Linked DNA regions of Homo sapiens: region 1 is linked to region 2. A link is an interaction called in ENCODE POLR2A ChIA-PET data of the cell type or tissue named here. Cell type or tissue: GM12878. All regions are shown on one strand. Each heading gives the region's core, and the rest is flanking DNA. Links, peaks and the distances in the headings are about the cores only.

The links. Peaks named below come from ENCODE experiments on the same cell type or tissue, not always from the same donor. Only the 100,000 strongest peaks of a DNase experiment are listed, where the experiment ranks them.
Region 1: POLR2A ChIA-PET joins it to region 2 with 5 read pairs; 1 of 35 experiments calls an interaction of 5 or more read pairs at or near these places.

Annotation. Positions count from the first base shown.
Region 1 is chr3:61,574,994-61,592,025 of GRCh38, reverse strand. The region is part of intron 1 of PTPRG (protein tyrosine phosphatase receptor type G); the gene reads right to left. Among named protein-coding and RNA genes, the nearest start is that of PTPRG, 22 kb to the right of the region's middle. In GM12878, for the core only: no CTCF peak of the experiment used is centred there; a DNase peak (open chromatin) is centred at 10,536.
Region 2 is chr3:61,514,348-61,528,252 of GRCh38, reverse strand. No RefSeq gene overlaps it. Among named protein-coding and RNA genes, the nearest start is that of PTPRG, 40 kb to the left of the region's middle. RefSeq lists an enhancer at 5,716-5,795. In GM12878, for the core only: no CTCF peak of the experiment used is centred there; DNase peaks (open chromatin) are centred at 6,792 and 9,435.

The DNA of each region.
Region 1 (17,032 bases), core at 5,599-13,598, 61 kb before region 2:
CTCCAGCCTGGGCAACAAGAGTGAAACTCCATCCAAAAAAAAAAAAAATTAGCACTCCACTGTGTGGAGGAGCACTTCACATCTGTTTTCTTCTGGAACATCCCCTTCTACCCCTTTGAGGAACAATTCTTAAGGATCCTTGGGGAAATCAAGTTCAGAATAGGTTGAGTAACTTAGCTAGTTATGCCTAGAAACAGGAATCGCACCGTATCTATCTACCAGTTCCAAAGCCCTTGTCACCATCTACCCAGTTCCAAAGCCCATGTCCCCAACCCCAACCACTATACATAGTGCTTCAGTGAATATTTTTAAGCCAGAGCATATCATGCTTCCACCACCAAGTTCAAAACCTGAGGTCTACAGGATTCTCTCTAGTTCCTCTACACACCTCACTGCCCTCTCCTCTTCCTACTCCTTCTTCATCTCCTTTCCATGCCACTGGCCTAGAGAAGGAGAAGCCACTGGTCCCTTTTCCCTCCTGCTGAAAGGCAATTCAGCATTAAGGCAATTACATCTTATCTGTCCCTTAACAACAGAGGGAAGAAAACCCATTGCAGGCCCAGTGACACAGCAGATAGGAGGTCCTGGATTCATACAAACTTGGCCTGCAATTATCACAGCAAGCTCATCCCTGTGCCCTCTCAATCTCCAAAAAAAGAAAGAAAAACAAATAGCATCCACAAGAAGAAAAGCTAAGAGGACCAGCTAATGGAGACTGAATCTTGCCCTCGGGTATCCAGTACCATAAGAAGGGGAGGGCTAGCCAAGACCCTCGTTTCTATTATCCTATGATCCAACAGTTCCAAATCTCTGTATTGACCCTAAACAAATACTGGCAAATGTGCACAAGGAGGTACATATAAAGACTGTTTTCTGTGAAGTGGCCTTAATGGCCATCAGCAGGAGAATGCCTAATTACATTTGCAGCATTTCTTTTTTTGGGACAGGGTCTTGCTCTGTTGCCCAGTGGAGGTTTCACTCCACTTCCCACAGGCTCAAGCAATTCTCTCACCTCAGCCTCTCAAATAGCTGGGATTACAGGCATGCACCATCATACCTGGCTAATTTTTGTATTTTTAATAGACATGGTATTTCATCATGTTGGCCAGGCTGGTCTTGAACTCCTGACCTCGAGTGATCTGGCATCCCAAAGTGCTGGGATTACAGGCATGAGCCACTGCATATGGCACCTCTGCAACATATTTTCAACAATAGAATACTATACTGTAACTAAAAAGACTATGCTAAATGTATTAGGGGTCAACAATCAAGTATTTTTTAAACTATTACCAAATGAAAAAAACAAGCAATACAATGATAAATACAGCATATTATTCATGTAAAAATAATCTATGTATTTCTATAAATATACTTTTGTAAACCTATTCAAATCTCTTCATACTCTAGGGCAGCAGGACAAGAGGGAAGTAGTCAACAGATGTAAGCCTTAGTTGAAATGTTCTAAGAAAAAAACGTATTTATGTATTATACTTTTTTTTTTTGAGATGGAGTCTTGCTCTGTTGCCCAGGCTGGAGTGCAGTGGCACGATCTTGGCTCACCACAATCTCCACCTCCCAGGTTCAAGCGATTCTCCTGCCTCAGCCTCCCAAGTAGCTGTGGTTACAGGTGCGTGCCACTACGCCAGCTAATTTTTATATATTTTTTAATAGAGACGGGGTTTGGCCATGTTGGCCAGGGTCGTCTTGAACTCCTGACCTCAAGTGATCCGCCCACCTCAGCCTCCCAAAGTGCTGGGATTACAGGCGTGAGCCACCGCACCCAGCCTATTTTTTTTTTTTTTTTGATTAAAGAAAAAAATAAATGCCAACAATGCCTACTCCAGGAGTAGATGCTGCCATGCTCCTGGCCCATCCATCTCATTCTGAAATAGAAGATGATGCCATCCTGAGAAGGATTGTGCCCAATGGTACACGGACACAAGCTCTAGGCATTTCCAAAGAGCTGTGTCATCCTGAGTCACCACTTACCACGTGTCTCGGAAAGCATCAGTCTGAAACCCTCTGGCTCCTAGCATCATCTCTGGCCTAACTCCTCAACTTCTCACCACAGATTCCCTAAACTGTGGGTCTCTTGCTCTAGCCAAATGTGAGTGGCTGTTTTCTATAAATCTAGTCTAGTAACTGACCCTGACTACACATCCATATTCGACTTTCATTTTCCATGCTGAGTTTAGGCATCATCTATCCATCCATCCAGCTGTCCACTATCCACCTATCCATCCACCCATCTACCCATCCACTCATCCATCCACCCGACAACTCTTCACTAAGCAGCTGCCACGTGTCCCCATGTGCTAAGCATACAGCAACGGACAAGGCCATCCTGACACGCAGACCAGTCTAGTGGCCTGAGCTACGCATACTGACACCCCCACCCCACCCCATCAACCACCTGAATTCTGAAAGTTCAGAATGACTTTGAGTCACCAACAACCAAAATGGAAAAGAACTGCTTTCAAATCCTAGCCCTGCCACTGGCCAGTTGTGTAACTGGGGGAAATTTTTCTGTGAGCCTCAAAGTTTTCTCACTTCTATGGCAGAGACAGTATCTTAGAAGCAGATATCTGAGAAGACCCTTGTATCTCATGGGTTTGGGGCAAAGATTAAATTAATATATGCAAAGTGCTAAGTTCAGGACCTGGAACATATCATTCAACAAGTGATAGTTTCCTTAATGAGATGGTATTAGAGTAAGAGTTGGCAGCCTTTTTCTGTAACAGGCCATATAATAAATATTTTAGGCATGCAGGCTACACAGCATTCTTCCATTGTGGTGCTGTTCATAAAAAAACAGATACGGCTATTTCAATAAAATATGGGCATGGGTATTTCAAGAAAACTTTACTTATGGACCTGAAATTTGAAAGTCATATAATTATGTCCGTCTCAAAATAATATTATTTTTAATTATTTTCAACAATTAAAAATGTAGCAAAATATTCTTAGCTTGCTAGCTGTACAGAATAGGCAGTGGGCCAGACTGGGTGGTCCCAGGCTATGATTTGCTGACCCCTGTTTTACAGGAAATCCTATAAGCTATGGAGAGATCAATAAATCCCAACTTAGCATGCTATGAATTCTTCCTCCCTGTAGAGAGGTGACTACAACTGCTGTTTGTTGCAGAAGTCTCCAGCACTGTGCTACTTGAAGAAAACAACAGAGCATCTATGCATACATATACACGGATGCATATATGAGTATGTGTGTGTATATATTTTTTTCATATATATGAATGTTAATGAATATTTATCCCTCCTAGGGCCGGGCGCGGCGGCTCATTCCTGTAATCCCAGCACTTTGGGAGGTCAAGGCAGGCGGACTATCTGCGCTCAGGAGTCTGAGACCAGCCTGGACAACATGGTGAAACCTTGTCTCTACTACAATACAAAAAATTAGCAGGGAGTGGTGGTGCAGGCCTGTAGTCCCAGCTGCTCCAGAGGCTGAGGCATGAGAATTGCCTGAACTCAGGAGGTGGAGGTTGCAGTGAGCCAACATCACATCACTGCTCCAGAGGCTGAGGCATGAGAATTGCCTGAACTCAAGAGGTGGAGGTTGCAGTGAGCCAACATCACTCCGGCCTGGGCAACAGGGCAAGACTCTGTCTCAAGATAAAAAAAAAAAAATTATCCTTAAATTTTGTATTTCTGGAATGTTTTATGATAGATATAACATCAGTATAAGAGTACAACTGTAATTTAGGAAAGTATGTATAATAGGGGTATATGTTCAAAACTTTCTCCCTGCAGTAAGAGTACCAGATCAAAAAGAGTTGAAACGAGCTCTCCATGCCTCCTTTCAGAAACAGGACGCATAACTGTAATAAAAAGCAAATAATAACCTGAATCTAACCACAGGAAGCATCACACAAATCCAAAGTGAGGGAGAGTCTACAAAATTAAGTGGTCTGTACTCTTGAAGGGGCAGGGTCATGAAAGAGAAAGTTCCTAATTTAAGAAGACTTTTTAAAGCGACAAGACAACCCAATGTAACACGGTGATCATGGATTTGGATCCTGGACCAGAAAAAAAGTTTAAAAAAAAAAAATGGGACAGCTGCAGTGGCTCATGCCTGGAATTCCAACACTTTGTGAGGCCAAGATGGAAGGATCACTTAAGCCCAGGAGTCTGAGACCAGCCTGGGCAACACAGTAAGGCCACCTCTACAAATATAAATTTTAAAAACTAGCTGGACATGGTGGTGTGCACCTGTAGTCCTGGCTACTCAAGAGGCTGAGGTGGGAGGATTGCTTGAGCCCAGGTGGTTGAGGCTGCAGTGAGCTATGATTGTGCCACTGGACTCCAGCCTGGATGACAAAGTAAGACCCTGTCTTAAAAAAAATAATAAAATAAAATAAGATAAAATGAAAAACTTTATTGTTTCCTATTAAATAAAAGACATTAGTGGGATAATTAACTAAATTTGAATAAGGTCTGTAATTACATAACAGAATGTATCTGAGTTGGTTTTCTGATGTTGATGACTGTATTATACTTAAGCAAGAGAAAGTCCCTGTTTTGAGGAAACACATCTTCAAGTCTTTAAAGGTAAAGAAACATCACGGCTGCAACTTAAACTGCTCAGAAAAAAAAAAGTGTGTGTTTGAGAGAAAATGAGTCTGACAGAAAGAGTGTATGTGCATAGAGAGAAAAAACAAATGTGATCAACTTAACATTTGGAGAACCTGAGAAGGGGACACAGAAATCCTTTGTACAATTTTGTAAGTTTTCTAGAAATCTGAAATTATTTCAAAATTTAACAATTTAAGGACAAATTATAAGTGATAGCTACAAGTTCCCTGTTAAAAGCCCTTTATACACAGCATGCCTGTTTGCTTTCTACATTTCTATTTTACACAATAATGTAGGGAGATATTTGCCATCAGTGCTACAAATAAACTAACATCAAGACTGTGTATACTGTCACCATAGGCCCTTAATTTCTGCTGTGAGTAACATAAAAAGGAGTCAGAACACTACCCCCATCCCCCGTAACAGTGGCCCCTGCAATGGGCCATCACAGACTCCCCTGTTCTTGGCATCCACCAGGTGAGTCACACCTGCTCTGTGTCCTACATGTGGGCAGAGAGCTGGAAGCAGACACATATATCTGGGCACAGAAATACCTGGGTAACACGAGGTCTACAAATGATAAGGAATAAACAGGGAGAGAACACGGTAGCCCAGTCTGTCTGATGATGCTCTAGCATTTCCAAATCAATGTTAGTCAAAGAAGCCAAGTAGATTGTTTCTGGGAGGCAGCCCCGAAACAAATGGGACATCCAGACCGAAGGGATGTGTCAATGCCCTCCTGGTCCCACTGCCTTTCCCATCCCTATGTTTCCAGTTTGCAAATTCTCACAACCCTATTGGTCTCATCACTATGACCAGTTCCTTCCCAGGAAGTCAGGCTCTCAAAAGTAGCAACTTTTCAGTAATGTTGGCCCTGCAGACAAGATAACTTTAGAAACTGGTGGTGCAAACGAACAGAAGGAACAGTCAAGCTTTAGTTTCCTATCAGTGACCTGTGGAGATCCAAGGCAATGAGATCTAAAACCACCTTCAATTCCCCTGCACTGGGAAGGTGCTCACTGGTTGCCATATCATCTTCATACACGAGAGTCCAATCCCAAACTTTTACATGAAAATGACCTGCTAATTGGGTCCCCAGTGCCTCCATCATAAATAGATACTACAACTGGCAGTGTAATTAGCAAGCTTCCGCTGCCAAGACAACCACCTTTTTTTTTTTTATTTCCCACTGAAGAACTTGTCCTTCCTGACCTTAAGTTTCAACTCCTAGATATTTGGGGATGGAAAAGGTCTACTCAATCAGAGGAATCTATCACCCAATGAAAGCAATTAAAGTAGCAATTAAATCAAAATCCATACTAGCAAAACAAGGCAAAAAATAAAAAAGAAAAAGCAGAAAACAAAATGCATTAATAATTTCCTTTGTCTCAACCGTCCAGAGGCTTCACTAAAAATTCATGTTATAATCCAATAGCCCAATCAGTGTCTTTTCATATTCCACTGTGATTACCAACTAGACGGTTCCCCAAGGTAGGCAGCAGCACCTGGCACACAGTAGGTCCCCAACAAATGAAACAGGTTTGAGAGAAAAGAAGGTTTCTTCAAGAATTTTGTGCCACTGACCAAAACAGAACTTGGATCTTCATCATTCATCTCCTAAGAATCAAACTGCATGCTGAATAAAAGATGTTTTAATATTTGCAATATTGTCCTAATATTGTTTTCTTTTGAGACACGGTCTGGCTCTGTTGCCCAGGCTGGAGTGTGGTGGCACCATCTCAGCTCCCTGCAACCTTTGCCTCCTGGGCTGAAGCCATCCTCCCACCTCAGCCTCCCAAGTAGCTGGGACTATAGGCACACGGAACCACACCTGGCTAATTTTTGTACTTTTTTTGTAGAGACAGGGTTTTGCCATGTTGCCCAGGCTGGTGTCCAACACCTGAGCTCAAGCAATCCGCCCTCCTCAGCCTCCCAAAGTGCTGGGATTTAGGTGGGAGCCACCACACCAGCCTCTAATATTGTTTTTTAGAATGAATCAACAACCCACCCAATGGCTATAGTACCAAATGGCAAGTCATAAGACTGCGTGTTGAGGTTACAGATGATTTACAGAAGATTGCCATTTTCCTCCACGTACCTATATGAATTATTCCCCTATTTTCTTTTCTTCCTTTTTCTTTTTTTTTTTTTTTTTTGAGACAGGGTCTCCCTCTGTTGCCCAGGCTGGAGTGCAGTGGCGCAATCTTGGCTCACTGCTACCTCTGCCTCCCAGGTTCAAGTGATCCTCCTGCCTCAGCCTCCCAAGTAGCTGGGACTACAGGTGCCAGACATCAGACCAGGCTAATTTTTGTATTTTTAATACAGATGGGGTTTTGCCATGTTGGCCAGGCTGGTCTGGAACTCCTGAGCTCAAGCAATCTGCCCACCTCAGCCTCCCAAAGTGCTGGGATTACAGGCGTGAACCACCACACCCAGCTGAATTCCCCTATTTTCTGTAACGAACATTTGCTATACTTCAATAATTAGTGAAAAATTTATGAAGAAACGTGGAGATTAGAATGACATCCCATTCAAACACAGAGCAGTCTTCAAACTCCAACATGTACCAAGTCACCTGGCGATCTTGCTGAAACACAAATTCTGATTCCATTGGTCTGGGGCAGGCAGAGATGCTGCATTTTTAATAAGATTCCGTGTGAGGGCTGGACAAACTCAATGGAGCTGTGATTACTAAGGACCTACAAAACACAAAAATGATTCAGATGCCAACAATCCCAGTTTTAAAGAGATGATGATGGTAACAAGGCCTTAGATCAAAGCGGGATAACATAAGCAAACTCGTACAATGAAAAATTAATGCATTTTGGGCACCAGACAGAAAAAGTAGAAAAAAAAAAAAAAACCTAAACTTTACTTGAAAGTACAGTGCTCTGCTGGAAGCGCTCATCTTCATAGTTATAAACAAATGAAATTGCTTCGTATTGATTTTAAGTTGTAACACTTGCTGTCCAATAATGCCAGAAAAGGAAATGGAGCGAGGGACAAGATACGATAAGAGAGAGGAACTCTGGAGGTAATCAGACACTGCTGACCTCCACTCTAAGGAGTAGTTAAAACATGACAGAAAGGATTAGGTGTGGACAAAATACATGCCCAGACACACAGCTCAGCATTCATCTCATCCTCCAGGGCCTCTTACCATTATAGACTCTTTTTATTATTATTTTTAATTCAGGCTCTAAATGTTGTACAATTAAGTTTTACTCATTTCCTTACAGATCCTTAGGATTCTAATTTACAAATAAAATCAAGAGAAGCAGTTAAGGCTAAGTGTTATCAGCATGTCTCCTCCAGAGAGGCTGTCCCTAGCACCAAAATAAAAGTCCTCAGATTCCCGAAGATAAAAAGCTCAAAATGAATGAACTCGAAAAACCAAACAAAGAAATGAAACCACTATTAAAGGATTATTTTTGGCAGGCAGGGGAGAAGGTTCCTGTCCTTCTCAACACATCTAGTTATCTATCCTTCTGTGTACTTCCAGCTGATATTGGTGCCCTTTGATTGAAAATGACCCAAATCAACCCTTGGTTAACGTAGGCATTAAAAGAATGTATTGAGAGAACCTTGGACATCTCAGAGACACCAACCAAGAACCAAACAATCCAGCTTTGAAAGGGCAAGGATCAGAGTGGCTCTGAGCTTCAGGGAGCAGGAATTGAGAAAGATGAGGATGTCTTCATGTCACGTGGCTCAAGATGCCAATTCTAGGGAGAAAAGGTGTATCGAGCCCAGCCTGAGTTTTTTACCACCCTCAAAAAGGTGTGGACAGAGCTCCTTAATCAGCAGATGATCCCATCAAGAACACAGAGAGGAGAGGAGATCAATACCCAAAGAGTAGCAAAGGTCCTATTAGCAAAGAATGTTAAAAGAGATGCTAGGCAGGCAAAAATAATAGCAGTACAATAAAAACAACAATAATCATGTGTTTGCTAGGGACCAGTGCTTTACTTACATCCGCATCCAATTCTTCCATCAGCTCTATGAGACAGGGATCATCATCCCATCTTATAGATGTACTGGGGCCTGAGGACACAAAGCTAGTCCATGACCAGCAAGCACAGAGACACTATAGTTTACAAGACCACTGTAAGGAAGCCACTGAGCCCTTCCCTGTGCTCAGTCTCCATGGACAATGCCTCAGCCTTGCGTTCAGGGGCCAGTCAATGCATCCAGCATTGGCTCCCATGCGTATCAACATTGGCTCCCAAGCCTCTCAAATCTCTGCAGGGCCCATCTGCCAGCTAGCAGTCACTAATGGCTTTATACCATGAGGAAGCACCTAAGATACAAGGCAGATATGGGTCCAAGTCCCAGACATGCATGATTCATCTCTAGGAATAAGCCCATTTGCCTCATGGTCAACCACCGTATGCTCATTATTGCCTCTGTTCACTTTGTGTTCACTTCATTGTGTACATAAAATACCAGCCAGGATACCCGTAGGAAGGTATCTTATCTCATTATTCTATCGCTCCTGAACACTTGGGATCTGAATCAGTATTTCAGCATGTTATTAGCTTCAGTCTTACACTGCAACACATTGCTTTAGGGACTTTTTGCACACATTTTTTGAACCCCCAAAACCCGAAGCAAAGTGCTAACACATGGCGTTTCCACTAACAGTTGACTTGAATCCATTATCTTCCTTGCAATAATGTACAAGAGGAAACTCCCTAATAGTTAAAAATCATAACGTCCCACTGGACATCTCAGGCATTCATTTCTGTATCTACAGCCTGGAAACAGGAAGGTCCAGAAGTCAACAGCTGGACCCAAGAGTGAGCCTGGTCATCCTTCCCTTCACAGCATCCCAACAAACACAGAATACATGGTTAAAGTTAACATGAATTCCACTCTTATCAAACATAGGCAAAGGCTTCTGGGTTCCTATCAGGCTACGTCCTGGCTGCACTCGCCACTTCGGATAAATTGTTCTATCTCATGCTGTCCCCATTCCCCCCTAGAGAAACAGCATCAATCTCAGAGTTGTGCCAGGACGAAAAAGAATGTACTGGACAGCTTTCCACTTTGGCTACATGTGGTTGCTACTCTTGTGATTTTTATCATTTAGATATAATGACATGTATGAATATATGATATACTCAGCATTCCCAGCACCAAAAAATTAATAAATAAAACAAAATAAGGGCCAGGTGCAGTGGCTCACACCCTGTAATCCCAGCACTTTGAGAGGCCAAGGCGAGTGGATCACTTGAGACCAGGAGTTTGAGACCGGCCTGGGCAACATGGCAAAACCCTGTCTCTACAAAAAATACAGAAATCAGCCGGGCATGGTGGTACACGTCTGTAGTACCAGTTATGCGGGAGGCTGAGATGGGAGGATGGCTTGAGCCCAGTAGGGGGAGGTTGCAATGAGGGGAGATCACGCCACTGCACTCCAGCCTGGGTGTTAGAGCAAGACTCTGTCTCAAAAAAATAAAAATAAAAATAAAACAAAACAAAATAAAATAAGAGTACAGTACATGCCAAGATAAAGAAGGACCTATATGCCAGGTACAGGCTCATACCTGTAATCCCAGCATTTTGGGAGGCTGAGGTGAGCAGATCACTTAAGGTCAGGAGTTCGAGACCAGCCTGGCCAACGTGGTGGAATCCTGTCTCTACTAAAAATATAAAAATTAGCTGGGCGTGGTGGCGCGTGCCTCTAATTCCAGCTACTTGGGAGACTGAGGCATGAGAATCACTTGAACCTGGGAAGCAGAGGTTGCAGGGAGCCGAGATTGTGCCACTGCGCTCCAGCCTGGGGGACAGAGCGAGACTGTCTCATAAAAAAAAAAAAAAAAAAGAAAAAAAGAAGCAACCATGGGTTCTCTCATTAACTCTGCCCTGCTCCCCCTCTCACATTCTCGTGGCCACACGCTCTAAAACTGAGAAGCACAAACCTAACACCACAGAAGACAAAAAGCCCCAGAGCTACGCACAGCCTGCACTCAGAAATGAATCAAATGCAGAGTCAGGGAACTAAGGTGGGGAAAAGGATGCCATGAAACCTTGCTACTAAAACCAGGGCTTCTGTTGTGTGTGGAGAAAGACCGCTGATTTGACCTTCCTTCTTACCCCAGAGCTTTTACACTTGAGTCTGATTAGCTAGTGTCTGGAACTAATTAACAGGTGTGGCATGAAAGAAAGACAAAAACAAACCCTGGCAACTTTCTCTGGGGGAATTAACGACTAGATTTACAACGCCTCCTCCAGGCTAGAACTAACTGAGAGCACAGTGAGATGGGATTCATTATTCAAGGAGTATCCACCTCCAGAGAAGTTTAAAATTCATCCCTGGCTACATGGCTGCTTCCTTGGCTATAGATGGGTACAAAAAAATACCATTGAGAAAAACATCAGAATGGACCAAGCCCAGGCTTTGAAAAGTCAGAAAGCAAGAAGGCATGTCTGCTATGCTCTAGGACTAACATGCCAATGAGGGAAACACAAATATTTTCTCTCCATCAAGACATTACTTCCCTGTAACTACTCCAAAACCTCCAGAAACCAGTACAAATCACACAGTACCTTGCTAACATGCCCTCTGCAGACCAAGGGTATAATTATATCCTGTTACCCAAGGTAACTTAAGAAGATCTACTGAAGGGTTTCTGCAGCCAAAAGAAAATAATAATCGTTAAGTCCTTTTATTTTATTCTTAGCCACAGGAATAAAACACACTTACCCAGTTAGGTTTTTTTCCCTTACTTTTATTAACATATGTAACACTTACTAAGTTTAAAATACATTATAGTATTTTATCAACCATAAATCAGATGGCCGGGCGCATTGGCTCACGCCTATAATCCCAGCACTTTAGGAGGCTGAGGCGGGCACATCACAAGGTCAAGAGATGGACACCATCCTGGCCCACATGGTGAAACGCCGTCTCTACTAAAAATACAAAAATTAGCTGAGGCAGGAGAATCTCTTGAACCTGGGAGGCAGAGGTTGCAGTGAGCTGAGATCACGCCACTACATTCCAGCCTGGAGACAGAGCAAGACTCCGTCTCAAAAAAAAAAAAAAAAAATCAGAATAGAGTTGACCCTTGAACGACTCAAGGGTTAAGGGTATTGACTCCTGCACGGTCGAAAATCTGAGTATAACTGTTGTTTGTTTTTTAATTTTGTTTGTTTGAGATAGGGTCTCGCCATGTTGCCCAGACTGGCTGCAAACTCCTGGGCTCCGACAATCCTCCTGCCTCAGCCTCCAGAGTAGCTGGGATTACAGGTTCCACCGTGCCTGGCTCAGAGTACAACTCTGGACTCCCCAGGAGCTTTACTAATAGCCTACTGTTGACCACAAGCCTTACTAATAACATAAACCATCAGTTAACACATTAACAGACTAGTATCTACATGCATCTTATGCATTTATGACATATTTTTTATTTTTTTCAATATTTCTCAGCTACATGGTTGATGTGTGATTTTTTAAAAATTGTCACAAATCTCCAAAAAATCTTCTAAGACATTTATTGAAGAAAAAATCCATGTATAAGTGGACCCACACAGTTCAAACCCATGTTGTTCGAGGGTCAGCTGTGTATACAAAGACTTCACCCTACTCCATGTATCCCTACAGTGGCCAAGTGCCAGAAAATGAAGATATCAGTCTAAGTTAGCCTTCTGTCCTCGCTCACCTGGCCTTTCTCCTTTTCAGAACTCAGCTCTTAAAGTACCCAAAATTCAATCCAATAAGTGCAATTCACAAGCTGCGCGTAGATGGTATCCATGTATGAACAGAAACACCACACTGTTAGAAAGAAGAGCACTGGCTTTGGAGTCAGAAGCCTGGCTTTCGCCGCTTTCCAAGTTACGTGATACAGGGCAAATTTCTTAACTTAGCAAAACCTCAACTTTTACACCTGGAAAATGCAAGGATGAATTACAGATAAAGTGTGTCCAGCCCCTAAGATGAAGTTATTTTATTTTACCAGCTCATGCTCACAGTAGGTGCTCAAAAAATGGTTTGTGTTAGCCACATTGTAAAAAACACGTGTCGGAATAGCAGCAGAATTTCAGGATGCCCTCCCTCACCCCTGGTGAAGGAGATGTTCTTCCCTTGGGGCTTTCAGTGGAAAATACTACACAAGAGTAAAACTCCCAGACCCCATGAAGGGACACGGGGAGAGGGAGCTGTCGCTAGAGGCAGATGCAGGTGATCACAGCACTCCCTAGAAAGGGTTTGCCTTGATAACGTAGCAAGAGATAACTTGGCCAAAGTTCCGTGTGAACAGAAAGGTCTGAAGGACTAGTCTCTTTCAGAGTCACTCTGAAGTCTGGCTCTGCTGGAGGGTATTAGCTAGTCCTCAGGGAACTCTTTTTGTTCCCACTCCCATGTGGACACTCACAGGCTGCTCTCAGAAGCCCTCCCCTGAGTTTCCAAGGCTCGAGATGGGGCCTGAGGATCCTCCAGCGCCCCTTCAACACACTAACTGCAAGACTTTAACATCCTTGTTTATCCCTCGTAAAAGAACTTACCACTGAAACCCAGATTCTTATCACCTGCACCAAACAAAGGGCATGTGTCCACCCTGCCAAACATTCCCTGGGAAGGAAGTATTTCCATCGGGGGAACCTCAAAAACAATTAAACAGGGATGGGGTTTTCCCAGCTGTGCCTTTGCATCCCTCCCTAGCCATTAGCCACCACTGCCCATTTCCTTGGCCTGTGGATGCACATGGACTCAATGGGATCCAAGCTAGAAGCCCTTCTGGGCAGACCTAACTGTTTTCTCAGATGGGTATGTCCTGTCTGCCTCTCACATTCTCCACATTTTAATTTCCAAATTAAGTAGCAGGCTGGAGAGTAGAGAATATTCACCTTACTTGGAAAAGCCACCCATTTTAGCATTCTGTTGGAGAAAGGAACCAAACATCCCAAGAGGGGATTTTGGATGTCTCTACACTACTCAGATGCAGAGACCACCACCCAATCCAACTGGTCAAATAAATCCACAGCTGTATTAAAGCCTGGACCACTGGTAATACCCTGGAGTCCACAGCTTGGATCCTAAATGAGCTTGGCTATTCATGAAATACATGAAATTATAAAGCTCTTTCATCAGGCACCAGGGGCTGATTGCTGCAATGGATTATATCAGTCTGTCAAGAAGCTTCCGCAGGCCGTGTGCAATCTCTGAAAATCTCCAAGTTCCCTTCTACCTTTCAAATTGCTGAGCAGGAGCTCAAGCGAGATGTTGTTCCTGGATTTTCTAGGTAGCAGGGACCAGTCTGCAACCCACACAGGTCCCACGATGTAGCACCAACAGGAACTAGGAGAGGGAGAAATCAATGCCAGGAACTCTGCTAAATGTCTACTCATGAGCTGGTAAAATAATAACAACGGCTTTTATTTTCAAGTGCTCCCTAGATGCCAAGGCCTGTGCCAAATGCCTTACATGGTTTACCTCATTTACTCCTCCAACAACCTCACAGAGCAGGGACTGTTAAACCCATTTCACAGATGGGTAAACAGGCACACAAAGCTAAATGACCCTAACCTGCTATCCTAACATACCCGGAATATCCCAGAGGCAGTATCTTCTAGGAGACAACCTTCTCCATCAATTACAAGAGTTTCTCTTAGCCCTACATTTTGAAGGGGTAGGGAAGAGAAAACAGGTAATCAATGTCACACAGGGGATTACAGCTGTGAAATGCTCTTCTGGAAGGTGAGAAAAGGTTGGAAAGAGCTCTCTAGACCAGTGCCGTCCGATAAAAATACAATGCGAGCTACAAATGCGAGCCACATGTGTAATTTAAAATTTTATGGTAGTCACATGAAACAGTAAAAGGAAACAAGTGACAGTAATTTCAATGGCATTTTCTACTTAATATATCTAAAATATCATTTTAATAGGCAGTCAATGAAAAGTTTTAATGAGATATTTCACATTCTTTTTTCATTTGTCTTTGAAATCTGGTGTATATTTTACACTTGAAGCACATCTCAATTTAGACATGCCATACTTGAAGTGTTTACTAGCCACAGGTGGCTGGTGGCTACCATATTGAACAGAGAGCTCTATAGACATTTCACATTCATTAAGCAAAGGCTCAACATCAAAAGGAATCTTGAGGTGGAAAAACTCATATACAGGAAACAAATACGGGATTACCTGATGTCATCCGAGTACTTGGTATGTTACCAAGCACCTAAAATTTATCTGATGTCAGCTTTGCAAATGAATTCCTTTCACCTTTCATGCCTACTCTTCAATTTCCTTATCAAAAATAACACTGATCAGAGGACCACTCAAATTTTGAGAAACAAGCTACCCTAAAGGTAACAATCAACTTATTCAGAACAAACATAAGATACTCTGTCAGGTATAAACAACAGAGGGAAAAGATCCAATAAGTCAATCACAGTTTTAAAAACTGCTGTCACCAAGCCCATTCTTAACACTTACTTAAATAGCTAAGAATTCAGAAAGGTGTCACTTCGGAATATAAACACTCCTACAAGCGCCATAATCTGATGCAAAACCCCTGGGCTTTGAAGGAAAAATAAGCAAGTGAATTTAGATCCCTATACCTCCATTAGTGGATCTTACCAATTAAAATATGATGTAACCACCATCAAGAGACTGGATTTTTTTTTCTGAATAAACAAATGTGAGTCAAATATAAGTTCAAATCAATTTTATGGACAAGCAAACCTTAAAAATTGCCCATGTAGCAGCACACCTATTTCCAAGAATACAGTAGCCACTTGGATACACCTCTCTTTCTCATGCTATTTTCGAAGGTTGGTTAATCTGCCTTATTATAGGCACAGAGATGGCACAAAAGTCCTCTCCCAGACCAACTATTGAAAATGATTCTAAGACCTCGTTCAGGCTTCAGTAGCAAAAAGCTCTGTGATCAATTAGCAACATCTACCACAGCTATGGGAATGGGGACCATTGGCTCAAATGCCAACCTCCAATTCCTCTGTAGAAAAACTGCAAAATAACACACAGGGACAGGAAGAAGACATATGCTGTTCACTTTCACTGAATGTCCCTGTTTATATGCACCTAGGGGGTGTGACTGGCCCCATATTAACACAAAGATATACAGCAAGGCATGTGTACCCTACTCGTGCTGATAATTTCAGCAATGAGAATATGAAGAGTAGCTATGAACCTTTTTCTTCAAGGTGGGAGATATAGGACAAATTAAATCCTAAAAGCCATCTTTGCTAAACCTCTGTCAAAAAAACAAACAAACAAACAAAAAACCTCTTCCTGGTAGCCCTGTGAGCCTTAATTCATCACACTCCTGCTCTGCACAGAAGAAAGCATGACAACAGCCAAAAGCCAGTTCAGATTCTGGTTCTGCCACTTTATTCGCTGTGGGATCTCTGCTGTCACAGCTCCAGCTCTCTCCCATGTCTTCACAACAGTGGCATAGCATTCGTTGAGAGCGTGTTTAGGCACACTTTTGTTTCATGAATCTTAAACACTGGCTATTAAAAACAGGTACCATTTATAAAATTTTGTGTGCCAGCCGGGCACAGTGGCTCATGTCTATAATATCAGCTCCAGCACTTTGGAAGGCCGATGAAGGCACATCACCTGAGTTCAGGAGTTCGAGACCAGCCTGGCCAACATGGTGCCAACATGGTGAAACCTCATCTCTATGTAAAATATAAAAATTAGCCGGGCGTGGTGGCATGCGCCTGTAATTCCAGCTACTCAGGAGGCTGAGGCAGGGAGAACTGCTTGAACCCGGGAGGCAGAGGTTTCAGCGAGCCGAAAGTGCGCCACTGAACAGTCTGGGTGACAAAGCGAGACTCCATCTCAAAAAAAAAAAAAAAAAAAAAGTTCTGTGTGCCTAATGCTTTTCTGGTGCTTTGCACACACATCTCATTTAATATTCACAAGGACTCAAGAAGGTTGAAATTCTCATTATCCCCATTTTAAAGGTAAGAAAACCAATAAAGTTAAGTAACTGGCCAAAGTTAGCAAAGGACAAAGCTAGGATTCACTCTGGTACCTGCAAAAAAATGCATTTTTTTTTAAATACACATTTGCCACTGGCCTCTTTCATCAGAATCCACTTGTCTTCAAGTCTCATTCCCTCAACCCCATTTAAAGGTTCCAAGGCATATAAGATTTATTTTCACAAAATCCTTTGTTTATGTGGTCAGAGTGCTTACATTTCCCCTAGACTCCCCAGAAATCAATTTTACCTCCACTTCGCATCATAAGGAGCAGCAGAAATTTCAAGAACCAGCAACTCCCTCATTTCAGTTAAGAAACTTCACTAGCAACTGACGTGTTCTTCTAAAAACCACATCCTAAAATATGTTCAGAAAGAACTCTAACGCTAAAGTTATGCGCTGCTATGGTTTCGGTCTGTCCTCACCAAATCTTGTTGAAATTTGATCCTCAACATGGTGGTGCTGGGAAGTGGAGCCTAGTGGAA
Region 2 (13,905 bases), core at 3,071-11,070:
TGAACCCAGGAGGTGGAGGTTGCAGTGAGCCAAGATTGCACCACTGCATGCTAGCCTGGCAACAGAGTGAGACTCTGTCTAAAAGAAAAACAAACAAAAAACAAACAAAAAAACAAGAACTGCTTGCAGGGTAGGGTTTTCCAAACTTCCTGAATTAGAAGAATCACCTAAAGCACTTTTAAAAAAATTAAAATGCTAGATGATTTGGGTATGGAGGAAGAGGGTGCAGATATCCATATTTTTAACGCAATTCCTCAGGTGAGTCCTAAGACATGTCCATTGAGAGTATTGCCAGAGGACATTGCTGTCCCTTACTAATGAAAAAGTTATTTTTCCTCGTAAAAACATCCAGGTGTTTTCTTCTGAGACAAACTGGCTTGGATGGAATGGGGCAGCTAGGGGACTGACTTTTTTATCAGACTGTGACCCTTTCTTGTTATGACTTCCTGCCGGGGTCCATTTCCTGAGTGTAGGCATTTAATGATAGAAGAGCATATGATTATAACAAGTGTTTTTTGAGCATTCATTGGAGGTTTCTCAGAGAAGGTGCTCAAGAGGTGCTCTTCTGGTTCAGATTTGGCCAGCCAGCCTTGGTCTATGGATTCTCCTAGATTCCAGAATTAAGCCACATTCTGTAAAGTTGGGGCTGGCCAGTGGAGTCCTGTCCACCCACTGTGCTTGCTGTCACGTCCGCTATCTCAGCTCGCTGCTTGAGATTAATAATGGCCTGTTGGTAAACCACATGCCAGAACTTGTCCGGAATTTTTCTCATGTTCTTTGATGTTAGATGACCTTGGTGAAACTATTCATGGAGCCAGACGTCTTCTGCACCACGTCCCAGGTTTGTTTGGCAGGTGGCAGCTCTGGGCACCTTTCCCACCGACGCTCCTTCTCCGACTCAGCCTCAGTGACTCCACATTGCCCACTGGGCATTCCAAAGAACACACTTACCTTTCCCAAACCTATGTGGGGGGGTGACAGAGAGATCACTTGGGCGTGGATGGACAGATCTGGATTCCAGGAACACTTCTGTGATCTTGCGTGTTTGGCGCAGATGTTTCTAGGCCTCTGCGTCCTCATCTGTGAAAGACAGAGAGTCATGCCTCCCTCACAGGTACTTAAGATTGAATAAGATAAGGTGTACAAAGCACCTGGAAGACTGTCCAGTAGGTAGCAGACAATAACATTTTAGTTGTTCTTACTATTACCAATTTTATCAATTTCGACACACCTATCTTTTCATGTGTTAGTCTCTTCCAAAATGAGGGTGCATCTTACAAATGGTGGCATGGCACAGTTTAATTGGCAGCATTTTTTCTTAGGAGTACATTGAAAAGTGGCATGTTTTGCAAATGACGTTGTCTTAGATTGGGTGAGAAATGGCAGCAGTAGTAATTTTCATAATAGAACTTAGATTTGTGTCCTGTGGGTTCATGTGTATTTTCTGACGGAACCATTTAGCTCTGAGTAGGTAATTTTTTCATTTTCTGGAATGCTGACTTACCAAGGAACTTGGTGTCTTTTTGACTTACCTGATCAATCTACAGAATGACTTGGAATTCCAAATTCTGGGTGGCTTTTTCGAGACAATGCGATCCACATACTGGAGTGCTTCTGTTCCTCTCCAAAGGAAGCAGACTGCTCTCTCTGGCTGCAGGGACCTTTCTTCTGGCTCAGGACTGAAGTATGACACCTGATCCCTTGTTGTTCCCTCCAGCAAGAGGCATAAAATCAGTGAATAAAACAGGAGTGGTTACGGACCCCTGTGGCAGAAGGAGGAAATAGGTAATTGGTTGTGGCATAGACTAATCATCATGCACTGCCCGCTGTTGTGCTCACCTGGAAAACCAATGTGCCCCTGAGGCCTATGAGCTGCTCATGTCAATCCTGCCGAGAGCCTGCTTGTAGCTGAGTTACACATCTTGACATTCTTGATCCTGGAGTTAGTAAGAGTCTACCTTTATTAAATACCTACTTATCTCATCTACATCTACAGGCTCGCATCAAGCATCTACATTGTCTCACTTATTTGTTCAAAAGGAGTTCATCTCGTTCTGATTTGGACAGCCAGCCTTGTCTCCCTACAGCCATGTAAGGCAGGTGGCTGTAATATGTAATGAGCATTATATAGAGCAGTCATAAAGACTTGGGTTCAAATCCCAGCTTCCATCTTTACTAGCTGTGTAACTTTGGGTAAATTACTTCAACTCTCTAGGTCTCAGATTGCTATCTTTAAAACAGAGGTAGGCTGGGCTTGTTGGCTCACACCTGTAATCTCAGTGCTTTGGAAGGGTGAGGTGGGAGGATCTCTTGAGCACAGGACTTTGAGACCAGCCTGACAACATAGTGAGACCCCATCTCTACAAAAAATTAAAAAAATTAGCCAGGTGTATTGGCACAGCCTGTAGTCCCAGGTACTCAAGAGGGAGAGGCAGAAGGATTGCTAGAGCCCAGGAGTTTGAGGCTGCAGTGAGCTGTGATAGTACCACTGTACTTCAGCCTGGGTAACAGAGCAAGAACCTGTCTCTGAAACAAAACAAACAAAAAAAACAGATGTAAAAGATAATACTTGTCTCTGAGACTTGATATACGGGTTGAACATCGTTATCCCTGTGGGCTACTAGGCACAGTCTGGGTGCATTGTCAGCACTCAATAGCGGTTTCCCAAAAGTGATTACTGCTTTTTCCACCCCTCATGCTGCTTGGCACACAGTAGGTACTCAATAAAAATCTCTTTAAAGAGAGATGGAGAACTAAGAACTAACCTCAGTAGCTGATCAATAAGAAGTATCTTCTCTAAGCTTAACCCTGTCCTGGGAACCACAGGAGTCCAGATGAACAATAATAACAAGTTGTACTTATGTAGATTTTACAGTTTACAAAGCAGTTTAGTATTTTTCACTTAAAACTCCCAACGAATATGAGACAGAAAGGGTATTCTTCTTAGTATCTCATGATGTAGCTGAGGCCCAGAGAGGTTAGACAGCAGTAGGGCCCTGTATGTGCCTCTGACAAATGGAGGAGAATGAGGACAGAGCAGAGGTCAAGGGGTTTAGCAATAAAGAGACCCTTGGTGACCTTCCAGAACACATGTTTGTTAGAGTGCTGGGGACAGATGCCAGAACTCAGGGAAATGAGGAAGGTGTGGGCGGGGAGGAAATAAGAATCAACCTCTTGGCAGCAAAGCAAAGTATAGAAATGGGACTGGAGCAGAACCAAATGATGGCTTTTTCGAAATCAGGGTGACCTGTGCATGGTTGTCCACCAGAAATGACGTTTTGGCTGATTCGTGACAACCCAAACTTAGAAAGGGATAAATCATGGCAGCTGAAGGATCACTCTGAATAATGATTCTCTGCTTTGCAAAAGAATTCTCAATAGAATCCAAGTGGCCAAAAAACAGGAAAATATACCCAGCCTCCACGAAAAATCAGTATCAGTTAAAATAAGAATGAGATACATTTTCCTTTTTTGTTTTTTTGAGACAGGGTCTCGCTCTGCCACCCAGGCTGGAGTGCAGCAGTGTAATTACGGCCCACTGCAGCCTTGACGCCCTGGGCTCAAGCCGTCCTCCCACCTCAGCCTCCCAAGTGGCTAGGACCACAGGTGTGAACCACCACACCTGACTAGTATTTTTAAAATTTTTATAGAAACAGGAGTCTCCCTGTGTTGCCCAGGCTGGTCTCAAAATCCTGGCCTTAAGCGATCCTCCCACCTTGGCCTCCCAAAGTACTGGGATTGCAGGCATGAGCCACCATGCTCAGCTGAGATACCATTTTCATTGATAAGACTGACCAAGATGAAGCATATGATAATATAGAGAGGGGATGAGGAAGTGGGAATGTAGGGAATGTCACACACTGTTGTTGGGATTGGAAGTTGGTATACTTTTTTGGAGAATATGCTTTGAGAATGCCTGCCAAATTTGACATGCACATACTCTTACCCAGCAATTTTACTCCTGGGAAATTATTCTATAGGTATTCTATATATTATCCTATATATATATTTACATATATATTTATTTATATATATTACATATTATTTATATATTCTATATACATATAATAACATATATATTATTATATATTATTTAATTATATATATCTACAATATATAAAATATAAAAATATATAAATATAAATAAATATATAAATATAAAAAAATATATAAATATATATTATATATAAATATATATAAAATATAAAAAGATATATTTCTAAGGATATATTTACCAGGATGGGGTGTGTGTGTGTGTGTGTGTGTGTGTGTGTGTGTGACAGAGAGAGAGAGAGAGAGAGAAACAGAGAGAGAAGAAATCACCTAAATTTCTGTAAGAAGAGGAATAGTTACATAGACCATAGATATTACATATCATGGTACATCCATTCTGCCATTGCAAGAATGAGGGGGCTCTGTATTTCCTAACGGGTGGTGTCTATAATGCTTTGATAGAGAAAAAAATAACAAACAGGTTTTATAAAATCATCAAGGAATATGCAGTGAAAATGGCTGGGAAACAAGTAAGGGTTAAGTTTATTATGTGGGAGGAGTTGGAAGGAGAAGAAGTGACTATTACATCTCATTACTTTTTTCTCTATTGTGTGTGAATTTTTTTTTTAACCCCGAGCATGTATTACTTTTAAAATAAAGCGCTGATTTGAAAAAGGCCCCTGAAGAACCCTTTAAATCTCTAAGGCTCTTCATATACTTAAAAAAAAAATTCCATTTATAAAAATTTGATTTATTCACTCTTTTTTCTGGAACACATCTACTGCATTAAGGTACACCAATATGGTTAAATGACCCATCACCAATGGGTTTCTATAAGGACTTTCTTCTCCACTGGCCATTTCCTCTGTTACGGAGACTAACAAATTGCCAGGGAGTTAAAGAGTCTTACAACCTGTCATTAGAAACCTTTCAACAGTCTCAATGCAGTCAGGCTCATTTGATACGAGTTTTATGATTACAAAAGATTGTTTGAAGACTCTGCCCCATTCTGGATTAGCAGATGAAATCTCCCAGATCTGGTTGATCAGTATAAATAATCCCAGAGGTATTTTTTTTTTTAAAAGATGACTCCTTTATCACCAATCCCTCTTTTTGACTTGGTAAGTCAAGGTCAGAATCTTTTTTTTCTCTTTTAAGTTCTCAAGACGATTCTAATATAGAGCCAGGTAAGGGAACTCCTGTCTTGCACTGATTGAAATTTCTTTCTTTTATTTCTTAGAAATTACTATGCAATGGTGCAAGTCATTCTCTCTAGAAAAAGAGTTCCTATTTATTGGCTCAGCAACAGAAATATGTTTACAGTTGCCAGAAGTCCATGGACATGCAGAGGGAATGCGCTAGTGAGGACAGTGTTTCTTAAGGTTCTCCCATAGTGTTTCAGCCATAGAGAAAGCCTTCTAAAAGCTCACAGCTATGACATCGGCTGCACTATGATTGCAGGAGGCAGGGCTGATGAGTGTTTTAAAAAGCAGTACTTCCCAGTGATCTAATGACCTTCAGAGCTTGTCAAGGCAGTTTAGGGGGAAGTAAGCATTCTTGCTAAAATAATTTCCCCTAATATCTACCTTTGTCAGAGCCTTGCTTATGATTCACTTAATAGAGATGGACATCAGTCTTGGAGAATACTCAGTTTTGTCTTCTATGTGGATACCTTCCCCCTCCTCCACAGTGTGTCATTAACACATTATCCAGCAGTTGGACCAAACTAGGCTTGGCAACAAGAGAACTGCCTTTTACTGTATTTTTTTTTTTGTTTTTGGACTCCTGGTAGAGACTTAATCTGCTTTTCTTTGGTTCACACTAATTTAAGACGAAACTTGCGCTTTCATACTGAAAGAAAGCATATTTGCTGGCCCTGCCTGTCTCTCCACATTAATCTCCCACTGTCCCCACTGTTTTTGTCCCCTTAGCTCTGACCCTTCTGAACTGCTTACAGTTCCCTGAATGCTCCAAGCTGCCTCTACCCCGTGCCTTTGTTCTTTCTGGTCTTTCTAGTTTGACTAACACCTACCGTTCAACTCTGCAGTCAGCCCACAGGGCAGGCCTTTTCCAGCTGTGGCACCAAGTTAGGTCTCCTCCTCCAACTTCATCTTAGTAATTATCATTTTACTCTGTAAAAATTCCATTTATTTACTTTTTTTGCATAGAATATTTCTGGACAGAAATATTAGAAATAACAACTGTTTGTGTGGTTGTCTAGAAAATGTGGGAGACGTTTCATTGTATGTGTACTTTTTGTTTCTTTTGAACTTTTGTACTTCATATACTTATTCCAATAAATACAATTCAAATATAAAAACAATAACAAATCTCAGCTGTAGAAGCAATTCTATTCTTCACTATTCTCAGATTAACATATTTTAGGCAGATTTCCATATATACTTTAAAAAAATCTTTACTTTTAATTTCACAATATGTAAATTTTCTCTATTATAAATGCCAATGCAAATTAGTCTTTCTGCTACCAGACTTTTCTGACATAATACTCATGTAATTTCCATTCTGGTCTTAAATGTGTTTTAAATTGAGTATATTAAAAAATGTTTTTCTGGAGTGTATTACAAATCTGAAGAGAGACAACTATTTACAAAATGTGAACTTGGGGTGTTTTTAAATTAGTAACATTGAGTTTTGTTGAAAGAGGTAACTGTCTCACTTTTCCTGGAACTAAAAGGGGAGGCTAGACTTTCAGTGCTAAAACTGGGGAAGTCCCATGCAAACAGGAATACAGTTGTCACCCCAGGCATTCAACCAATCAGAACAAGGGGCCTGACCAGTCAGAATGAACCCTGGCCCAAAGAGAAGAGATGTTTGATGTAAAACCCCACACTGGGTACTGGTGCATAGCAATTAATTACAAGTCCTGGTTTCACAGCTCTTTCTTCATCTTTCAAGAGTTGATTGCTCATCAACTCTGTGACATTTTAAAAAGAAATACCTTAAATTCTATGTTAAACTTCATTATAAAATACGTGGCATAAAGAAGGAATTTCCCTGACATTTGATGCTGTTATGTTCTTAACTGAAGCTTGAAGATTTATCACCTTTAATGGTGCATGCAAAGTAAATCTTATTTTTAACTTTAGACTCCTATAAAAAAAAATACCATTCCGACAGTTTTTTTTTTTTTTTTCCTGAAATAGTCCAAGGTTTACTAAGAACCACTGAATACTACTGGGGCAGTATGGCAGAGATAAATAATTAAAAAGTAAATTAGCAGGTGAAACTAATGAGTTTGTGAGTGGGAGGAGCAGAAAGGCCCATAAAAAGTATTCAAGCTGAGAAGAAAGTGAAGATGATTAATTTCAGTTAGAAGTTGATATAGAAAATTTATTGCATTTTCAGCCTAATACTGAAATGCATGCTGAATATGGCTGTTCTAGACTTCATTAACCAGTAATCCATGTACATAAGAGTGACACTAAGCAAATAAATGTGGCAGACCAAAATAAATAAGTTTTCCGAAATGAATGTCTTTTAACAGTGGTTGGCTAATTAGTTAAAATAACAGAAGTCCAAAAAGCAGGTCTATGAAGAAGTTTTCTTCTTTGACAATTTCTTCTCTGTTAACAACTTGATTTCCTTATATCAGGAACCTACCAAGAAAGGGAGCAATTTTATATATTCTATGGTTCTTTTCAAAAAGATGAAACCTATAGACTGGAGACTTTGTCTACACGTGGGTTAGTCAGATCCCATGGAACATTTTTAAACTGTTTACTCTGGCCATTTCTGCTGGTTTTGGGGGACGCAGAATAGGAATTCTTTACCTGGAAACCTTTCTGGAGGCACAAAATCATTTGAAATTATCTGCGACATTTTGCGTTTATGTATCTATGTGTGTTTTCCTGCAGAAGATATCTTCAGCTTTCTTTAAACTCTAAAAGGGTTCTGTTACCCCCAAAATATTTAGTAAAAATTGAAGTGCTGGCCGGGCACGGTGGCTCATGCCTGTAATCCCAGCACTTTGGGAGGCTGAGGTGGGCGGATCACAAGGTCAGGAGATAGAGACCATTCTGGCTAACACGGTGAAACCCTGTCTCTACGAAAAATACAAGAAAATTAGCCGGGTGTGGTGGCACAGGCCTGTAATTATAGCTACTTGGGAAGCTGAAGCAGGAGAATTGCTTCAACCTGCGAGGCAGAGGTTGCAGTGAACTGAGATCGTGCCACTACACTACAGCCTGGGCGACAGAGCAACTTGGTCTCAAAAAAGAAAGAAAAAAATTGAAGTGCTACACAAAAGTGCTCCAGGGTCTGCATGCTCTTGTGAGTTCTCCATCTCTCTCTCTCGCTTTTTTTTTTTTTTTTTTTTTTTTTTGGGACAGAGTCTTACTCTGTCGCCCAGGCTGGGGTGCAGTGGCATGATCTCAGCTCACTGCAATCTCTACCTCCTGGGTTCAAGTGATTCTCCTGCCTCAGCCTCCTGAGTAGCTGGGATTAAGGGTGGGCACCGCCACATCTGGTCAATTTTTGTATTTTTAGTAGAGATGGGGTTTCACCATGCTGGCCAGGCTGGTCTTGAACTCCTGACCTCAGGTAATCCGCCCTCCTTGGCCTCCCAAAGTGCTGGGATTACAGGCGTGAGCCACCGCACCTGGCCTCTCTCTTGTTTCTTTACACTGTTCTTCCCCAATATTTTGGTGAAATAGTTTTGTAGAATTTTCTGTTTGGTTTTGCTTGTAAAAGGCTGAGAATCCAGCTCTGCAGGCAGAGTGAATGATACTTATTTCTTACTCATTGTTGCATACAAAAATACATGCTTGATATGGTTTGGCTCTGTGTCCCCACCCAAATCTCACTTGTAGCTCTCATAATTCCCACATGTGGGAGGGACCTGGTAGGAGATAACTGAATCATGGGGGTGGGTCTTTCCCATGCTTTTCTCATGTGGTGAATAACTCTCACGAGATCTGATGGTTTTAAAAAATGGGAGTTTCCCTGTGCAAGCTCTCTCTCTTTGCCTGCCGCCATCCACATAGGATGTGACTTGCTCCTCATTGGCTTCCAGCATGATTGTGAGGCTTCCCCAGCCACATGGAACTGTAAGTCCATTAAACCCCTTTTCATGTATAAATTACCCAATCTCAGGTATGTCTTTATCAGCAGTGTGAGAACAGACTAATACAATGCTATGGATAAGTAGATAGATCCACACACAGAAGGCTTGTTGATTGCCAGGAAAAGGTGGGAAAATTTGCATACATTCCCAGAAATCTTCAGGGAATAAAGAAATCTAGATCCCAATACATTCCCTTTCTAGTTTAAGTACATTTCTAATGGACTGAGATAGCCCTGAATAAGACCAACTGACTTTTAAAAAAAAAAAACAAAAGGGAGCTCACTTCAATGGTGAAAGTAACCCTCAGTAAGAGTGAAATCTGAACTGGTAATTTGGACTCTATATGATGTCAGAAAAAAATACCTAAAACTTGGAAATAGGGAAGAGGTTACTGGCTGTTCTTTCAGTACAGTGCTGGGTTAACTTTCTTTTGTCAGGGCTATTTCGCAACTCATAGGGGCAAAGGTAAACTTGTAGATTTTTTTGTCTGAAAGGGTTTAGCCAGATGAAATTAGTTTCTATCAGGTGGAACACATAACTCCAAGGGTTACAAATTATGGCCTCATTGGACATTAACCAGTTCTTTTTAAAAATGGGGTAAAATTAATATAACATAAATTAATCATTAACCATTTTATTTGAAAATTTAATTTATTAATTAATTTAGAGACAGAGTCTTGCTCTGTCCCCCAGGCTGGGGTGCAGTGGTGCAATCATTACTGCAGCCCTGACCTCCCAATCCTCTCACCTTAGCCTCCTGAGTAGCTGGGACCACAGGTGCTCACTACCATGCCTGGCTAATTAAAAAAAAATTTTTTTTTGGCTGGGCGCAGTGGCTGACATCTGTAATGGCAGCACTTTGGGAGGCCGAGGTGGGCGGATCACGAGGTTAGGAGATCAAGACCATCCTGGCTAACATGGTGAAACCCCGTCTCTACTAAAAATACAAAAAAATTAGCCAGCCATGGTGGCGGGCACCTGTAGTCCCAGCTACTCAGGAGGCTGACGCAGGAGAATGGTGTGAACCTGGGAGGTGGAGCTTGCAGTGAGCTGAGATCTCACCGCTGCATTCCAGCCTGGGCGACAGAGCGAGACCCTGTCTGAAAAAAAAATTTTTTTTTTTTTGTGGATTCAGGGGCTTCCTATGTTGCCAGGCGGGTCTCGAACTCCTGGGCCTAAGCAATCCTCCCACCTCTGCCTCTCAAAGTGCTAGGATTATAGGTGTGAGCCACTGTGTCTGGCCTCATGGACTATTTTAAAGTATACAATTTAGTGGCATTTCATATTTTCGTGATGTTGTTTGACCACCACCTGTATCTAGTTCTGAAACATTTACATCATTTTTGCCATGTGTTTGACCACCACCTGTATCTAGTTCTGAAACATTTTCATCATTTTTGCGATGTGTTTGACCACCACCTGTATCTAGTTCTAAAATATCTTCATCACTCTAAAAGGAAATCCTGAAATCCTATACCCATTAAGCAGTCACTCCCTATCCCACCATCCACTTGGACCTTGGAAACCACTAATCTGATTTCTGTCTCTATGGATTTGCTTATTCTAGATGGTTTATATAAATAGAATCATATAATATGTGACCTTTTGTATCTGGCTTCTTTCATCTAGCATAATGTTTTTAAGGCTCCTTTGTGTTGGCTGTAGTATGTATCAGTACTTTATTCATTTTTAGGGCTGAATAATATTCCACTCTATGTGTATACTACATTGTGTTGATGCATTCATCTGTTGATGGACATTTAGGTTATTTCTACCTTTTGGCTATTGTGAACAGTGATACTATGAGCATTCAAGTATATGTTTGAATGCCTGTTTTCAATTCTTTTGGGTATTTACCTAGGAGTGGAATTGCTGGTCCTGTAGTCAATGCTTAATTTTTTGAGGACGCACCAAACCGTTTTCCATAGCAACTATACCATTGTACATTCTAACCAGCAATGTATGTATGGAGATTTCAATTTCTTTACGTCTTTGCCAATACTTACTCTTTCACCTCCTTTTTTTTTGGTTATGACCAACTTTGTCGGTGTGCAGTATTATCTCACTGTGGTTGTAATTTGCTTTTCTCTAATGACTAATGACATTGAGCATCTTTTTATGTGCTTCTTGGCCATTTGTATGTCTTTGTTGGAGAAATGTTTAAGTCCTTTGTCATTTTAAAATTGGGTTGTTTGTCTTTTTGTTGTTGAATTGTAGGAATTCTTTGTATATTCTGGATATTAAACCATTATCGGATCTATGATCCACAAATATTTTCCCCCATTCTGTTGGTTGTCTTCTCACACTTGATTAAGTCAAATTTATCTGTTTTTTAATTTTGTTGCTTTTGCTTTTGGTGTTATATCTAAGAAACCACTGTCAAATCCAAGTCATGAAGATGTACTCCTATGATTTCTTCTAAGTTTTATAGTTTTATAGTTTTAGTTTTTACATTTAGGTCTTTGATCCATTTTGAGGTGTTTGTATATGGTATGTGATAAGAAGGGTTCAACTTCATTTTGCATGTGGATAATCAATTGTCCCAGCACCATTTGTTGAAAAGACTGTTCTTGCCTCATTAAATGGTCTTGGCATACTTGTAAAAAATCAATTGACTATGGATGAATGGGTTTATTTCTGGACTTTCTATTCAATTCTCTTGATATATATGTCTATACTTATGCCAGTCCCGTACTGTTCTGATTACTGTAGTTTTATAGTAAGATTTTGAATCAGCAAGTTTGAGTCCTGCAACTTTGTTCTGCTTTTTAAAGATGATTTTGCCTATTCGGAGCCCCTTGTAATTCCATATCAATCACAATTCAGGGTCCACTGCAATCCCATTGACCTTTTTCATTTCTTCAAAAACTACCATTGGGATTTTGATAGGAATTGCAGTGAATCTGTGGCTTGCTTTGGAGAGTGACATTAACTAGTTTTGTATCAAAACAACCACCTTAAGCTAATATTGCATATATATATGTGTGTATATATATATATATATTTTTAGAAGGAGTCTCACTCTGTCGCCCAGGCTGGAGTGCAGTGGTACAATCTCGGCTCACTGCAAGCTCCACCTCCCAGGTTCACGCCATTCTCCTGCCTCAGCCTCCCAAGTAGCTGGGACTATAGGCACCCGCTACCATGCCCGGCTAATTTTTTGTATTTTTAGTAGAGACGGGGTTTCACTGTGTTAGCCAGGATGGTCTCGATCTCCTGACCTCATTATCTGCCCGCCTGGGCCTCCTAAAGTGCTGGGATTACAGGCATGAGCCACTGTGCCCGACCCATTGCTTGTAAATATTTAGCTCCTGAAACGCTCTTTGAGGGTGGTTTTGCCATATTACTGGCTCACTTATTGATGAACTGAATAAATTTGGCATATATGTTTTATATTTGCATAAGAGTCATGATTTTACTTTTTGAAAGTGATATTTTAATAATGAAGTTACACATTATTTAGGAAAGTTGTTCTCAACCACATTAGAATCACTAGGAGAGCTTTAAACCATACTATTGCTTAGGTCACAACTCCAGAAATTCTGCTATAATTGATCAGGGGCATAATGTGGGCTTTGGGTTTTCTTCTTAAAGCTCCCCAGGTGATTCTAATTGCACCTAGAGGTGAGAATTACTGTCTTAGAGGAAGTTCTAATGCAGCTGCTTCTGATCCAGTCTCATGGGTGCTATGGGATCCTCACTGGGAAAAGTGGCTTTGAGTAGGTGTCACTGAAGAGTTGTAATGTTGGGAGCCCAGTCTGATGTTGGCTGTGAGTACTCCTAGGTGAAAGGAACACTAGGAAAAGGGAATATTTTTCTTGTATATCTTGCCAACCCTGTGGCTCCTTTCTGTTTAAGAAAACCGAAACTGAGTCCTTGTCATCAAAAGGGTGTCTTTTGTCACAATCTTTTGTCTTCAAGACATTGGTAAGAAAAACAGCAACTTAAAGCTCAAGTCTAGCAGGGGGAAAATACATTATGAAACAAACAAACCGAAAGTAATGAAGGAATGGATAGAGTAAAAGTAGATGCCTTGGAAGAAGAGGTTAGTAACTGTATTAGTCTGTTCTCACACTACTATGAAGAAATACGTGGGACTGGGTAATTTATAAAGAAAAGAGGTTTAATTGGCTCACAGTTCTGTAGGCTGTACAGGAAGCATAGCAGCCTCTGCTTCTGGGGAGGCCTCAGGAAACTTACAATCATGACTGAAGGCAAAGAAGGGAAGCAGGCATGTCACATGACTGGAGCAGGAGCAAGAGGGTGTGGAGGGGGAGGTGTTACACACTTTTAAACACGCAAATCTCATGAGACCCTTTATCACAAAACAGCACCAAGGGGATAGTGTTAAATCATCCATGAAGGATCCACCATGATCCAATCACCCCTACCAGGCCCCACCTCCAACACTGGGGATTACAATTGAACAAGAGATTTGGGTGGGGATAGATCCAAACCTTGTCAGTAACCTTGGCAAGTTCATGGAGATAGCTTAACTACAGTGATGCCTTCTCTACTTTTGCAGAAAGAAGAAAGAAATACAGGGGATTAGACTTGGAATAACTTGGTGACACAGGGAAAGTCACTCAGTCATATTGGAATCATTTGTCCACTTGTGTTCTCCCTCTTTCCCTGCATTGTCCCTCTACAAATCTGTTCTTCAGATTAATTCCTTTCTTCTGGCTCTCCCCTTACATTCTAATGGAAGCTTATTTCTAAGAAGTTTTGTGTAGAAGCTGGGCACACAGTCTTTGAAGCCAAGCTGCCTGGGATTATAGCCCAGCTCTGCTACCTACCAGATGTGAGATGCTGGGTAAATTACTTTATGC